Linked DNA regions of Homo sapiens: region 1 is linked to region 2. A link is an interaction called in ENCODE POLR2A ChIA-PET data of the cell type or tissue named here. Cell type or tissue: CD4-positive, alpha-beta T cell. All regions are shown on one strand.

Region 1 (2,500 bases), 120 kb after region 2:
AGGAAGTTGCTTTTCCTTTTGCCAAATGATCCAAATAATGTGTGGTTCAAGGTGATTGTTCTTCCAATCCTCCAGGTGCCTAATCTTGTAGGGCACACAACCTTTTTCCACGGGGCTTTATTCTGAGGAAGATTCTTTTGTGAATCAAGATACAGCTGCTATAACTTGAGAAAGTGTAATAAGACCCCTTGGGTGAGCCATTACTTTTGAGTGAAGAAGGTAGTACTGAAGATGAAATGCAGTGAGTTCACCGGCATCTGCGTCTGCTGCTGCCTGGCTCATCTAGGGTCCTAGGATTGCTACTTGACCACAATTCAGAAGATACCAAGAAGAACTCAAAGAAATGTATCATTCAGTTAATTTTCACATTAGCTTACCAGCTTCCAAATAATATAAACAAGGTGGATGGTGTAATTAAAGTGTCAACAAGATTTTAGAAAATGTATAGTTCATGGCACTGTGCTAGGAAAACATTACTCGTGTAGGTCTGTGGGTAAATATTTTACTAATATTTACCTAATAGTAAAGTTGTTATGCCCACTTTAGCTCCCTATTGATTTGGAAGACAGAGGATATTTTAGATGAAATGTATAAACAAAGGCAAATCTTGATTTGGATTCCTTTTTTTTTTCTTTTTCGAGACAGGGTCTCACTTTGTCATCCACAGTAGTGTGCAGTGGCGTGATCATAGTTCACTGCAGCCTTGACTTTCTGGGCTCAAGTGATCCTCCCACCTCAGCCTCCTAAGTAGCTGGTACTACAGGTACATGCCACCACTCCTGGCTAATTTTTTTTTTCTTATTTTTTTGTAAAGACAGGGTCTTATTGTGTTGTCCAGGCTGGTCTCTAACTAAAAGGCTCAAGCAATCTGCTTGCCTTGGCTTCCCTAAGGGCTGAGGCTACCATGCCCGACTTTGATTCAGATTGTTAGTGAATATCAGAAGGTTCATACAACCTTTATCATTCAGCATCATGCATTGTAGACATATACTTTTAAACAATCAAAAATAAGAAACCTGGAAAATAGAATTTTCTTGAAAAACATCTCCAGTAGTGCGAGGGACACATATTTTGTGATCACCGTCTGCTAAGGTGTATTTGCAGGTCTTCCTTTTCCCTCTTGCAATTGCTCCCTGTGTTTCCTTGTGAAGCTGTGTTACGTGAGCCCAAGCAGAGATTCCGCCTAGGTATTCTATTAGCTTTTACAGTAACCAGTGTGTAGAAAACACAAATGACGGAAGTCATTGCTTTTAAAGCCCTTCTCACAAATGAATTTCCTTTGGAGACGCAATATCCCAGGAGCATAATAGATTTTCCTCTCCCTTCTTCCATTTGAACAGACACGTTCACAGCTAACTAATCAGTTGCAATTCTAATCTATATTTCTGATTTGTTTACATGCATCATGCAGGCTGGCAATCTTTTGAATTTAAATGTGACTTAAAGTAAAATAAAATAAACCACAAGTAAATGACACAGAATTGCTAACAGTAGGAACTTTGTTTACATTCCACATTCTGAAAATATTTTGTTCAGCTGGCTAGGGAAACCACATGGTGGAGACAGACTGGGTGAGGATTTGGTTTACTGCCTGGCTGGAATCAGGATGGAAAAAGGGATGGCATGTGATATGGCTGTCTGTCACCTCAAATCCAGAGAAAGAACACATTCTCAGCACACATGTGATCTGTGCTTTAACAGAAGAGCTCTAATAATCCTAGCCAGATCATCACGTGCGCCTGGCACTGGGCCAGAACAATATGCCAGTCTATTGGAGTATTCAGATAATAACCGTCTCTTCATTTCTGCAGTCATCAGCAGGTGCTGCTTCGTACATGACTCTCTTGGAGTCTGTTTGTTCTGCAAGTCCTTTGTTCCTGCCTACTTTCTGAAATTATCCTCTAATACAGTCCTATTTCTCCCTTCCCACCTACATTTGAAGGTTTATTGAGAGGCTTTCGTATTCTTGTTGGTCTCGCTGCCTTTCCCAGATGATGACTCCAGCTCAATTAAATGAAACTTAGCAATAGCTGAGGAATGGTCACTAAAGGGACAAGATGCATTGAAAACACACAGATGCCCTTTAACGTGGGCTCTGTCCTCCAGAGCAGAACATTGCAGTGAATGCACCTGTACCAGGGTGCATCCTGGTACAATTACTTGGTGTAAGAAATGAGAAAGAAGGCAGGAATGGAGATGAAGACAGAATTTAGAAGGGAAGAATGAGATTTTAGCAGGCCAGTTCTAATAGCAGATGCTCCTAAGATGCAACTCAGAAAATTAGTTATTTCATTATCCCTTTGTTAGGAATATATTGCCCACATGAAGAGAACCAAAGGAAAAAAAAATTTTTAGAGATGTAAGGACACTGTTCACATTGTTGTTGTCTTTTTTTTCTTTGAAAAAACAAGTCTCCTTAAGCACATGTGTACCTTGGGATCTCATCAAGGAACTCATCCTGCTTAGGGATTTCAGGAGCTCCAACAGAGAGTGCTTGGAG
Region 2 (2,500 bases):
AGACCTCATGTATTAACATGAGGCCTAGAGTTCATAAAACTGTATTGGGGATTTTTGTTAAATAAATAGGTTTTAGTTACTCGTTACGAAAGCAGACACACACACACACACACGCATACACATGCAAACACACACACAAATTAACTACCATCATCCTTTGAGATCAGTGGACAACCGGTTGCAGGAATCCCTCAGGACACCAAAATCCGCAACGATCAAGTCCCTGATACAAAATGACGCAGCTTTGCATATAATCTGCACACATCCTCCTGGATACTCTATATCATTTCTATAATCCCAAATATAAAGTAAATGCTATGTGAATAGTTATATTGCATTTTTAAAAAATCTGTATTATTCTCATTGTTACATTATTATTTGTTTTTCTCCCAAGTATTTTCGATCTGTGGTTGGTGGGATCTGCAAATGCGGAACATGCAGATACAAAGGGCCTACTTTGTGCGAGATCATTGATAGATGAATTTGCTTCACTATAGTCACTATTATCTCTGTGAATCCCATAGCATCATGTTGTAAACCTCAAATATACAGAGTAAAATTAATTTTAGAAAAAGAAATAGGGGAAAAAATGAAGAGAAAGTACACCATAGGTCAAATCTTCACACAGACAGGAGACCCCACAGCATGAACTGAAACATCTCACCTGAAAATGTATTCAGTTCACATTTTATTAGAGACGAGTAAAGGGTCCACCAAAGTGACAATAATCTGAAATATTTTTAAAGAAGAAAATTTTCTGAATACAGTAAGAAAGCGACATGAAGAAAAAAGAAAACTGGTAACACTGAGTAACTTACGTACAGTATCAGGAGAGGACAGGATTCTATACAGACTCAAGATGAAGGACTATAGCTAATAAACCTGCGCACATTCTCAGGTGTCTGGCACAAAGTTAAGAACCATTTACAGAATTTCCTTACGTGGTTCTTTGATAGTAGTGACAGTATCTGGTGGGAAAACCACAAAGTATCTAAAAGCATGAAATACTGATTGACTGATTAAGACAGGGTCTTCCTCTGTCGCCCAGGCTGGAGTACACTGACACCATCTTGGCTCACTGCAGCCTTGACCTCCTGGGCTCAAGTCATCCTCCCACCTCAGCCTCCCGAGTAGCTGAGACTACAGGCACTCACCACCATGCCTGGTTAATTTTTTTATTTTTCATAGAGATGGGGTCCTGCTACGTTGCCTAGGCTGGTCTTGAACTCCTGGGCTAAAGTGATCCTCCTACCTCAGACTCCCAAAGTGCTGAGATTATAGGCATGAGCCACCGTGCCCAGCTGAAATGTTTTACTCACAGAAGTTGTGACATTTCAACAATATTAGGTCTTCAGTTCATAATATTTTTTATCTGGTACAATTAGTGGTTTATTATTAGACTGGATAACGGGGTGTTCCTATTACCATTAAGTTCCTTACATATATGCATACCCAGAGCCAAGGGTAAAAGGTCTGGGCTTGTTATAATTTATCACCCATCTCAAATAATTGGCTATCATCAAGAATTAGATTCATGCAAGGAATCACTTAAAGATTCATTTGTCTGTCACATTAAAAACACTAACCTATCTTTTTCTTCTTCCTTAGCAGATTTTTCTTCGAGGAGCACAAGGGTGGGTCTGGTGGAACTCTTCAGGAGCTAGGGTGTCGGAGGTGGGGGACTAGCCCTGGTCCCACTGTCCTTCCTCCCCTCCTCACTCCCCAAGCTGCCCCTCACCCCCTCTCTTCTCCTTGGGAGCAATCCCCCATCTCCATGCTTGTGACACACACTGAGCTTACTTCTGAGCACTCAGTTAATAAAGGCCTGTACATTGAAAAATATTTTTAAAAAACAACAACAAAAAAACACTGCTCTGCTATGTCATTAATCACCTAGATGAAGCCCACACAACAGGTCCTCCATATTTTCAGGTTCCGCATCCGATGGAAAATGTAACTAGGCCTACCATGGTTGCAGCTATACTGAACATGTACAGACTTTTTTTCGTGCCATTATTCCCTAAACAACACAGTATGGCAACTATGTACATAGCACTTACATTGTATTAAGTACTATAATCTAGAGACAGAATTTAAAGCATGCAGGAGGATGTGCACAGTATAAATGCAAACATCATGCCATTTTGTATCAGGGACTTGAGCATCTTCAGGATTTTGGTATGGGGAGTGGTCCTGAAACCAATCCCTCACAGATACTGAGGGATGACTGTAAACAGATTTCAAGGTGCATGACAGTAAAGGAATGGATGGCTTCAATTTGGAATTGTAAATAATGCATACAGGTATTACTGCAAAGAAAGTGGAAACATATGAGAACAACCAACCATAGCATAATCACTGCAAACTGATGGTTGTTGCCACAACACCTTGCGATGTCTTTACCAACTGCTCAAGTTTTTCTTTAGCAACATTTTCATGTCACAAAAGACTGATGCACAAAAGCAAGGTCCCTGTAAGGACATCACTGAATAAGGCTGGA

The links. ChIA-PET counts read pairs that join two places held together with the same protein. Peaks named below come from ENCODE experiments on the same cell type or tissue, not always from the same donor. Only the 100,000 strongest peaks of a DNase experiment are listed, where the experiment ranks them.
Region 1: POLR2A ChIA-PET joins it to region 2 with 8 read pairs; 3 of 35 experiments call an interaction of 5 or more read pairs at or near these places.

What each region holds. Positions count from the first base shown.
Region 1 is chr10:22,803,867-22,806,366 of GRCh38, forward strand. No RefSeq gene overlaps it. Among named protein-coding and RNA genes, the nearest start is that of PIP4K2A, 91 kb to the left of the region's middle. In CD4-positive, alpha-beta T cell, no CTCF peak of the experiment used is centred here; no DNase peak of the experiment used is centred here.
Region 2 is chr10:22,687,450-22,689,949 of GRCh38, forward strand. The region is part of intron 1 of PIP4K2A (phosphatidylinositol-5-phosphate 4-kinase type 2 alpha); the gene reads right to left. Among named protein-coding and RNA genes, the nearest start is that of PIP4K2A, 26 kb to the right of the region's middle. In CD4-positive, alpha-beta T cell, no CTCF peak of the experiment used is centred here; no DNase peak of the experiment used is centred here; H3K27ac peaks cover 459 bases.